3 separate regions of the Mus musculus genome follow, and all the other regions are linked to region 3. A link is a contact called in ENCODE Hi-C or POLR2A ChIA-PET data. All regions are on one chromosome and are shown on one strand. The core of a region is the stretch at or near the end of the contact, and the rest is flanking DNA. Distances in the headings are between cores, read along the strand shown.

What was found. Hi-C counts contacts between places; a loop is a spot of excess contacts on that map. ChIA-PET counts read pairs that join two places held with the same protein, here RNA polymerase II (POLR2A).
Region 1: a loop to region 3 is called in a map of v-Abl transformed pro-B cells, with 2.0 times the contacts of the local background. The contact joins two enhancer-like sites. A Hi-C loop is called at or near these places in 5 of 37 maps with a recorded cell type or tissue (T-helper 1 cell, T-helper 17 cell, heart and 1 more). POLR2A ChIA-PET finds 5 or more read pairs at or near these places in 1 of 5 experiments (embryonic stem cell).
Region 2: a map of v-Abl transformed pro-B cells shows a loop between it and region 3 (2.1-fold over the local background). The contact joins two enhancer-like sites. A Hi-C loop is called at or near these places in 1 of 37 maps with a recorded cell type or tissue (v-Abl transformed pro-B cells). POLR2A ChIA-PET finds 5 or more read pairs at or near these places in 1 of 5 experiments (embryonic stem cell).

The regions. Positions count from the first base shown.
Region 1 is chr14:64,638,342-64,641,663 of GRCm38, reverse strand. No RefSeq gene overlaps it. Among named protein-coding and RNA genes, the nearest start is that of Kif13b, 13 kb to the left of the region's middle. Within about 2 kb of position 1,868, at least 1 of the 3 ENCODE cell types and tissues checked has a DNase peak (open chromatin) inside an H3K27ac peak, as active enhancers do; it is heart, where a contact is called at or near this core.
Region 2 is chr14:64,725,066-64,728,633 of GRCm38, reverse strand. Kif13b (kinesin family member 13B) reads right to left here. Exons shown (of 40, transcript NM_001081177.2): 9 at 1,448-1,560; 10 at 310-421. Among named protein-coding and RNA genes, the nearest start is that of Gm26225, 27 kb to the left of the region's middle. Within about 2 kb of position 1,300, at least 1 of the 3 ENCODE cell types and tissues checked has a DNase peak (open chromatin) inside an H3K27ac peak, as active enhancers do.
Region 3 is chr14:64,687,283-64,690,790 of GRCm38, reverse strand. All of the region lies in intron 2 of Kif13b (kinesin family member 13B), which reads right to left. Among named protein-coding and RNA genes, the nearest start is that of Kif13b, 36 kb to the right of the region's middle. Within about 2 kb of position 1,920, at least 2 of the 3 ENCODE cell types and tissues checked have a DNase peak (open chromatin) inside an H3K27ac peak, as active enhancers do; they include heart, where a contact is called at or near this core.

The DNA.
Region 1 (3,322 bases), core at 619-3,118, 49 kb after region 3:
ATAAAAGATTCTGTTATAATCTGTCTGTCAAAGCAGAGAATGACCATCACTAGTAACCAAGATCCTCCTTCTCTAGAGCCCCATGGAAGAAGCCCCAGGCCACAATTAGTGCCCTTGAGCACTCCCATGTGGCCACAGCTTCCTTGTGCTATAGCTTGATCTTTTCTATTGTTTTGCTTTAAAGTTTTCTTTTTCCTTTTCTTTTCTTTTTCTTTCTTTTTTTTTTTTTGTTTTTTGTTTGTTTGTTTGTTTTGGGTTTTTTTTTTTTTTTTTCGAGACAGGGTTTCTCTGTGTAGCCCTGGCTGTCCTGGAACTCACTTTGTAGACCAGGCTGGCCTGGAACTCAGAAATCCTCCTGTCTCTGCCTCCCAAGTGCTGGGATTACGCCCGGCTGCTTTAAAGTTTTCTTAATCCTTTTGAAAAAATTGTCCTGAGCTTTTATTTCAATACCTTGAATAAGAGGCCAAACCCCTTGAAACTGGGTCAATCCTGACCACCAAAGAAAAAAGTCAATGGTGGAGAGAGGAAGAAAATGGCAAAATTCTGAATGAATACTCCAACTGTGGTGGTGCACACCTTTAACCCCAGCAAATCGGAAGGCAAAAGCAGGCAGATCTCTGAGTTTGAGGCCAGCCTGGCCTAAAGTATGCTTCAGGACAGCCAGGGCTATACAGAGAAACCCTGGAGAGAGAGGGGGGGGGGGCAGGCTGATGTCAGAGAGGAATCCCTATTGATGATTTCACCCCTGGATCCACTACTGACATTTTTAGACAAGCATAGTCACTCTAGTCAATACTGGTTACATATATAACTAATCAATGCAAAGGTTTTTTTTTTTTTTCTCAATCAAGAACCACAAAACAAACATGTTGTGTTCTACATTCTAGAATAAGGTGGCTCAGTGGATAAAAGCACTTGCTGCCAAGCCCGATGACCTGAGTTTGACCCCTGGAACCCACACAGTGGGAAGAAAAGAACTGACTTCTGTAAATTGTTCTCTGACCTCTACCATCAATCTGTGGCGTGCAAGTGCCTCCCCCCCACACACACAATAAATAAATGTAAAGGGAGTAGGGGTACAGCTCAGCGACACAATACGTGCTTAGCATAAGTGAAGCCTTAGGTGTGAGGCCCAGGAAAGGAAAGGAAAGGAAAGGAAAGGAAAGGAAAGGAAAGGAAAGGAAAGGAAAAACAAAAAACCCAACCAACCAACAAGCAAAACCAGACGTTTAGAAGATTGGGACTGGGGGTGCTCAACCGACAGTGCTTGCCTAGTGCACTCAAAACCCTGGATTGGATCTCAGTATCAAATAAAACCAGGCTTGGCTCTGACACATTGATCATCCTCATACTTAAGAGATAGAGGTAGAAGAACAGAAGTTTAAGGCCAGCCTGGGCCATGAAGCAAGATCCTGTTTCAAAATATAGAAAATAAAGTGTTGTTGTTGTTGTTGTTTCAAGATAATTATGCCTCTAAAAGGAAGCCCGTAGAATCTTTCCCATGATACTGGGCCAGTAATTAAGAGCTTGTTTTCCCAGGACTGTGTCACCTTTGGTGGCTGGTGGGTAGGGGTGAGGCCTGAACTTAGGAGGAAGAAAAAAAAATCCACTCTGAGTCACCTTGATGGAATAGGTGCAGTCAGGAAGCTTGAGGGTGGGGTTCCAGAGCCTTCCTTGGTTCAAAGCAAAGGGAAGACAGGGAAAATGCCCAGACCAGGACAGAAGCCACTTAACGGCAAAGTTTTCTAACCAGGGGACATGAAACAGTTAAAGAAAAAAAACCAAGACAGCTGAGGCCAAGGGGCTGTGTAATAGTCACACACAGGAAGTGTCACAGGGTTCGTCTGTCTGTGCCACGCAAGAAGGGAGACTGGTTTCAGCTGGGCTGCAGCCTGCAAGCTGTTCTTCCTACCAGAAAGCCAGGAGCCAGGGAACCTCCCAGGGCCGCCCATGACTCATTCCCAGGCAGCTGAGGCAGGCCAGAAACAGAGGCACAGCTGTGTTCTGCTCACACCCTGCATCTTCCATGTCCTGCGTCTTCATGGGAAGGAACAAGGTCTCCTCAGAAAGAGAGACCGAGTTAACCAGGAATCGCTAGTCTAGGCAAACACGAGGCATGTGTAGAAAACTAGAGAAAAAATACAAGTGAATCTCAAGCAAAGAAATCTTCATGGATACATTGAGTTTTGAGGAACTCGCCCAGAGTCGTCTGTGTTGGGAGAGCAAGGACTCAACTCAGGAACAGATAGAGACCGGGCATTACTTATTTTATTTTTAAATTACTTTTATTTATTTGAATCAAGCATAGCATCTTTCTTTCTTTCTTTCTTTCTTTCTTTCTTTCTTTCTTTCTTTCTTTCTTCTTCTTCTTCTTCTTCTTCTTCTTCTTCTTCTTCTTCTTCTTCTTCTTCTCTTCCTCCTCCTCTTCCTCCTTCTTCTCCTTCTATTTAACTTTTTATTGATTCTTTGTGAATTTTGGATCATGTACCCTGTGATGGTTTGTATATTCTTGGACCAGGGAGTGGCACCATTTGGAGGTGTGGCCTTGTTGGAATAGGTGTGGCCTGGTTGGAGTAGGTGTGTCACCATGGGTGTGGGTTTAAGACTCTCACCCCAGTTGCCTAGAAGTCAGTCTTCCACTAGCAGCCTTTGGATGAAGACATAGAACTCTCAGCTCTGCCTGTGCCATGCCTGCCTGGATACTGCCATGCTCCCACCTTGATGATAATGGACTGAACCTCTGAACCTGTAAGCCAGCCCCAATTAAATGTTTTTTTATAAGACTTGCCTTGATCATGGTGTCTGTTCACAGCAGTAAAACCGTAACTAAGACATACCCCAATCCCATTCATCAATCTGTCCCTTCATACGCACCCTTCCCCCTTGCAACCTGCCTCCCCAAAGGAAAAAAAAAATCTCGTTGTGGAAGCTGTAGTGTGTCACAGTGTGTCCCGCAGTATACCCTCTTGTCCACACTTCTTCATTTGCAAATGTTCATTGCAGTGACTCATTGATCTGATTTGAAGCCCCTGGCTTCTGCTACCCCATCAATATTGGTTCCTCACTGGGACTCCTCTCAGATATGTTGTTGCCCTGTGTCATAGAGATCTTGCAGCTTTGAATCTGTAGGACTGGCTCTTTGACATGCTCCAGCAGTTCATAGATGGGGTAGATGTTGGGGTGGGCCAACTCAAAGCCCTGGATCTGGGCCTAAGTAGTAGCTGAACTAGTCAACCGGCCAGCCTCTCACACCCACACAACCAGGGCAAGCTCTTCAGCACTGCCAGGGCTAGCTCACCCAATGCCACAGCTAGCAATGAAC
Region 2 (3,568 bases), core at 51-2,550, 38 kb before region 3:
GCTCAGCACACTATGGGCAGTGGCATGCCTAGGCTGGATGTCCTGAGCTCTATAAGACAGTAAGCTGAGCAAGCTATAAGGAGCCACTCAGTAAGCAGCACCCCTATAAAGCTTCTGAGTCAGCTCCTGTCTCCGGGTTCCTGCCCTGTGTGAGTTGCTGTCCTGACATCCTTTGTTGATGAACAGCAATATGGAAGTATAAGCTGAATCAACCCTTTCCTCCCCAACGTGCTTTTTGGTCATGGTGTTTTGTTGAAGCAAAAGGATCACTAACTAAAACACTAACAAAGGACAAAGAAAATGACTCACCTTGAGCAGCCATGTGAGAACTGAGTCCCGATAGGGAACAAATTTATTTTTGTTTTTGCCAGCACCCTGATCAGCTAGGGCAGAGATAACCAGACCCAGGGTTGTGAGGGACCTGCATGGAACAAAAAGCACAATTATCTAAGCCAGAAAATATCGAATGTCACATTAGTTGCAAGGATGGACAGCAGCAAGGTGCCCTTGGCTGCATGTAATGAGTGCTGTGGTCAGCACTTTGCTGTCTGATCTGAAGACCGAGCCCCCAAAGGCTACTGTCCATCTGAGCTACTTGAGACAATAAAAACACTTAGCACTGTTTATTTTTCATTTTTGCAGATAAAATATGTGACCTGGAAAACTAGGATGAAGATAATAATATAACCAACAGACACCTTCAAGAAGGGTGTCCAGGGTAAAATACTGATTAGAGCAAAAGTGATAACAAGCTGACATCTGCATACCCTAGTGCTAAAGAAGTGTTCCATAGTTCCCACCTGCTGGCTAATGTCTCACCTCATATCTCTAGGAGCCCTGAAGAAAGGGAAGACTTGAACCCATGAAGAGGTAATGATTTAGCCTGAGGGAAAACTATGTGATGGAGCTGGCAAATGGAACACTACTTCATAAAGTTTGGGTTCTGAGATACTGACAAATACAACAGCAGACTAAAAGGGACAGCCCAATGTAGCTGGCACAGTGTCTATTCACACAGCCGAGAGCCAGTGGAGGATGAGTATGCTCCATGGATAACAGCAAGTCACAAGGATGAGACTAGGTTGTCACAACTGGGGGTCAAAAGAGAGTCAGTGGATCACTTAGTGAGCGGACACCAGGGGTTCTATCAAACATTCCGCAACATCCTTCACCCACAGGAAAAGGAGTCATTTAAGCCCAATGTCAATAGGGCCATTGTTGAGAAGTCCTGACTTGACTGAGGGCTGTGCTTGCCAGTTACATCAAACAACTCCACAGATGAGAAAATGAGCTTAGGCCATAGAAAACACTAGAAAAAATATCCAAACTGCTTACTCATCATTGCCTCAATCGTTCCAGAATCATCTTACTCCGTAAGCCCAGATGTTCCCCTGTTTTTCTATCAGCCCCATAGAGTGACTCAAGAATGTGATCCTGGAACACTTACTTGTTGATGTTGCTGCCCTCCTTCAGCCTGTCGCCCGCAGCTCCGGTTTTCGTGGCTCGTTCACTGCCAGCTAAATCCACTAAGCTCAGCTTGCCCACTTTCTCTCCAGATGTCTGCAGAGAAAACCAACACATGCTACAAAAGGCTAATGAGTGCTGAGAACAGGCTGACTCCCTCGAATGGCTTATTGTCTCCGGCCTTTGCAAAGCTATCTGTCATTACTGCAAAATTATTTTGTGCTGGCAGTAAACACTGCAGAAACTACCACCTAGCACAAAACTTACACAATTTGCTAACCAAGTAGTGAGCAAACAAGGAAGATGATGACCTCAGGAAAAATGCTATAAAATGCAACATTTTGGAGAGATAGGTAGAGTTTTCAGAGATATAAACAAAAGTGCTTATAAAATAAAAAGTTTCATGATTTGAAACTATGCTTAAAATTTCATAAATACTGGCCCAAGACAAAATACTTACATTCTTGGCTAATATTAAAAACAAAAACAAAGAATCTGACTTTTGTGTGACAAATTTGTTCAAAAAGTCAAAAACATTTTCTAAACACTTTTATCTTATTCAGCTGATCAGCTTAACTTTTCCACATTAGCTGTGGTCTCTGATAGACAGTGGTGTCTTCTTCCACCAGATCAAGCATGTGACGTGCTTCATGCTTTACCTCATCAGCAAAACAGAACATAAGACAGCGATGTCAGAGGCTATGGATGCAAGCACTGTGGAAACTTTCCTTTAAAATCTGTTCTCCTCGGCTGGGAAAGTAGCTCTTGGCAGAATGTTTATCTGGCGTACAGAAGGCCCTGGGTTCTGCTCTCAGCACTGCAAAAGTACATTTATACATTTCCATAAACATTACAAAGGGATATTTTGCTTCCCAGATCAAAAATACTTATGATTTAAAAACAAAAACAAAGTCCGGACTGGAGAGATGGCTCGGCAATCAAGAGCACTGGCTGCTCTTCCAGAGGTCCTGAGTTCAATTCCCAGCAACCACATGGTGGCTCACAACCATCTGTAATGGGATCTGACGCTCTCTTCTGGTGTTCATGGAGAGAACTATAGTTTACTCAGATACATTAAAGAAATTAAAATAATAATAATAAAAGAAAAGAAAGTCTTTAGTATGTTATGTGTTTTGTTTTGCTTTACTCTAAAAAGGAAATCAACAAGAGAACTTTTTGTTTTTGACATTGATCTTGATGTGGAGGAAAAAAATTATTTTTCAGCAAAGGAGAAGCCTGCTAGCATGGAGCACCTCGCCACGTTACTTCTGCCTGACATAATTGAGACTGAGGTCCTGAGGGATGGACATCAGAAATCAATCTTCACATGAAGAGAGAGGGGAGGGGAGGGGAGGGGAGGGGAGGGGAAAGGAGAGGAGGGGAGGGGAGGGGAGAGGAGAGGAGAGAAGAGAAACACGTGAGCTACCAGCAGATGTTCAACGTGCCAAAGGCCTCAGCAGCTTCACAAGGTTCCAACCAAACGCTCAAAGGGTGCTCTACACGTTCAATGGTTGTTACAGCATTGCATTCTTCCCCAACACAAGCTGCTCCTTGACCTCTTGGCTGTTTAGCAGCAGGGATACCGGCAAAGGTGTCTCCGCTGAAAGCAGCCATCTGGGTGTAAAGTGCACAGCTGCTGTGGCTGGGCCAGGTCAAGCAGCTTGTGTAATTCACTGTCCTCTTGCTGGAGAGTGGGAACTACGTCTAGTCCAAGACTCCCTTGCAGCCAGGCCGCAGGATAGGACTATAGCTCCTTTAGACCCTCTTGCTAAAGACTGGAAAGCAGAAGTGAAGTGTCTTCCTTGGCCTTTTTTCTGCCATCAGGGAAGTCATGAAATCTAAGTTTTCAGGACATTCTACGACTTCCGGGTGCTAAGAGGCAGCTTCACTGACAGAAGCAATTTCTTTATTCCTGAATGAAGCTATGTGTGTCCCTTGTGGTTTAGGAGTGACTCCTAGAGTTGCTATAGACCCCAACCCTCTTGGGGTATTCCAACAGTGCTGTAGCTACAGTACAGCAACTTCTGTTCCTGCTAGGATCCTCTGTCCTGAGTCCTGACCAATAGTCTGGATCAGACCTACAATTTAGCAAATTTAGCAAAGA
Region 3 (3,508 bases), core at 671-3,170:
CATTTCTGATAATTATACCCCAGCACAAATCTGGCCTCCTTTATAATCCTATGCATCTCGAGGAGGGGTTTACAGGCTTTATCAGCCAAAAGGGTTCCTGCCAAAAAAAAAAAAAAAAAAAAAACCAGAGTTGATTTCTGCTCTGGAAGCAGTTTTTGCATACCCCCAGTTATTTATTTTTCTGATCAACATTAAAAGGGTTATAGCAAATACTAAAAATAATTTTTCACTGAAAAAATGTACAGCATTAAACATAGATCAACCAAAACCGGATGGAGATACATCTTTCCTGGGAGAGCAACTCACAAGGAGAAACCAGCCTCCTATCCTGCTCCCTTGGGAGTGCTCTTGAGTAGGGCCCTACCTGAACTCTGATCTGGTCAGAATACCTGCTACATGTGTCTCCAGAGAAACTTTCCAGCCAGGTACTTGTCTGAGAGATGTGACCTCACTGGCCCCTAGCAACAGCACTGAATGACTAATGCTGTGGCGGTCTGCTACTAAGCATGGTGCAGGACTCAGCAAGGTTATATTGTACCTTAGCTCCTGGTGGAGTGGTTGGGAGGGAGACATGCCCTTATGCCTAAGTCTAGTCATAGAAAGCTACTATATTTCACTATAAATGTTCACATGGCTTAGATGAGTCTAAAACATCCTACTGTGCTAGCAATAGCAAGCTCCATGAAGCCTAAAACCACTGTCTTCTTCAGGTCAATGCTCCTAAAACACAATAAACGGGTCACTGAGTACATTAGTGAAAACAATACTCTTAGCTATTGATGCATATTCACCTTTCCCTTACCAGGCACCTTGCCAAGATCAAAAAAGTTAGGTGCCAATCAATAGCCCAGGACATGAGTGGAGACACGTACCTATTGTCCTAGCACTCAGGGTGCTAAGGCAGCAGGAGTCTTAAGGAATTCCCTGTCTCAAAAAAACAAAACTAGTAATAATAGCTATAAAATAAATGCTGCTTGTCATCAATGGAAGATCCAACACTTACATTCTTTATTCATCACTTACATTTCCAAGGACTGTGAACTGCCTATCTATTAGACTCCTGACAGCTCCTAAGCCCTCTAATCAGGACTAGAGTCCTTCTAGTTTGAGAATGACAGTTCTTTGTGCAACTGTAACCAATTCTGAGCAACATTATGCCAGTTGATGCTCTTCAGAGAAATCCCACAATCCTGCCATCTGGAGATTAATACACACATATAACTCATTTGTGATACTGTCAGTAAAAAGAAACCTGATGTAGCTACTATATGTTCAACCCAATCAACAAATTCTTATTCACTGCCTAGCACACACCATGTTCAAAAAAGCATGTCTCTTAAAATACAACACAGTCTAACAAATTATTAAAAATAAGTCTACCAGGATACAATACCAATTATCATTTACTAAGTATTATCATGAGCCAGGTGCTTACATGAAGAGCTGGCCATGCCCACTGCAGTGTCCGTGTGTTGCATAGAGCCACCACCTCCACCTCACAGAGAAAGCAGCTGAAGCTGCTCCAGGAGGTAATATGAGCTTCCAGATTTACTCAGATGGTAGCAAGCCCCAGAGTCTAAGCTCTACTCTTTATCAATCAACACTGTCTCTTCCCATCCCACAGCTAAGAGCTAAGAGTAGCTAAAAGCTACTAAACTCTAGCAGCACTGCCTCAATCCTTGTCTTTCCAGTGCTTTGGGGGTTAAGCCACTCTAGGAAGAATAGGCCCAACCTCTTCCTATAAAGTTTGTTCTCTGTAATGATCAGTACCAAGTCCTAGGAGGCCAAGGGTAAACAGGAAGCTAAACCAACGGCCCGTGAGGCATGAGCAGAAGACCTGGCACACAGACAGGCTACCTCAAACTGAATCTTCTGCAAGCTGAGCATAGCAGGAGGAGGGGGAAGGGGGCACAAGAAAGTGTGTGACTGTTTCTCAGTGAGTCTGGATAGAGTTCAGGCTGAGTTGGCAGCAGCCAGGGCTGAAAGGTGATCAAAGGCTCCGAGGAGAGTAAGACCGAGGATCTGAAGCAGCAGCAAGGTGTCTGATACAAGTGAGTCTGAAGATGCATGTGAGGCTTCTGGAAATGGCAAGGCCCAAAGTCCTATTCAGCACTGAAGTATATCTGGCCCAGTACCCTACTAGACAAAAATGGATGAAGAATGCACACAGGCTCAGCCACTATACATCTTGTACTCAGAGTGGGGATTTTCAGCCAGAAGGGTTTTCCTAGACGACACTGAAGGCTGAGAATAGCTTAGTGATAGACCCAGCACCACAAAAGTAAAATAAAATCTGCTCTTAAAAAACATAAAATTAGAACCAGTCAGTGGTGACACATTCTTTAACCCCAGCACTTGGGAACAGAGGCATATGAACAGCAGAGCTGGAGGCCAGCCTGGTCTACAGAGCAAATTCCAGGACAGCCAGGGCTACACAGAGAAACCCTGTCTTAGGAAAAAAAAAAAAAAAATCAAAACAAACAAAAGGATGGAACTGTAAAATTGGTTGAGCAGTTAAGAACACTGGCTGTTTGCTCCCGCTCCCACTCCGGCAGAGGCCCTGGGTTTAGCTGCCAGCAGCACCACATGGTGGCTCTCTCACAACTATCTGTAACGCCAGTTCCAGAGGCTCCAAATGCCCTCACTGCCCTCCAGGGGCACCAGGTATACACATGGTACAGTAACGCATATGCAGGCAAAACATTCATACACATGAAATAAAAAGTTGAAATTAAAGAAATTAGACTTAGGGCTGGAGAGGTGGCTCAGTGGTTAAAAGCACTGACTGCTCTTCCAGAGGTCCTGAGTTCAAATCCCAACAATCACATAGTGTGGTTCACAACCATCTGTAATGGGATCCGATGCCCTCTTCTGGTGTGTCTGAAGACAGCTACAGTGTACTCACATAAAGTAATTGTTTTTAAAAAGAAAGTATAATGGCTATCATAAATAGTATCAAACATGTACACAGTGATCATATTCTGATGGCATTCAAAATTTTACAGTGATCTGTCTTTTAATTTAGGAATGCTTTTAAGTTTTTGTTAAATAACTCTTTTTGATACATATATAATCACATCAGTCCATCTTGACAACAGCAGAATATTGGTTTTCCAGGACTGGGGTATGCTCAGTTTCTCCCATTGCTGTCTTCTTTATAAAACTGAAAGAAAGAAGGACTTCATATAACCCACATGACTCCCTTACTCTGCAGCATGTGAATCTCATTCTAACTCCCCTTTTTAAAAATCTACAATCACACCAAAATCCCCTTTCAAGTTTTTCTGACCCCATACACCTCTCTGTAAGCAAGAGTCAGAAGGCTCAAGAGCAGGGAATCTTTGCCCACTGCCCCAAGACACTGCAGTAAATGCCCAGAACTGCTCATTCAACACGCTTTGGTGAACACTGCCAGGACCTTCAGAAATATCATAGTTTGAGGCTGGAGATAGGGCTCATTAAGTAAATGCAAGCCTTGCAAACATGAGAACCTCAGTTTGATGCCCAG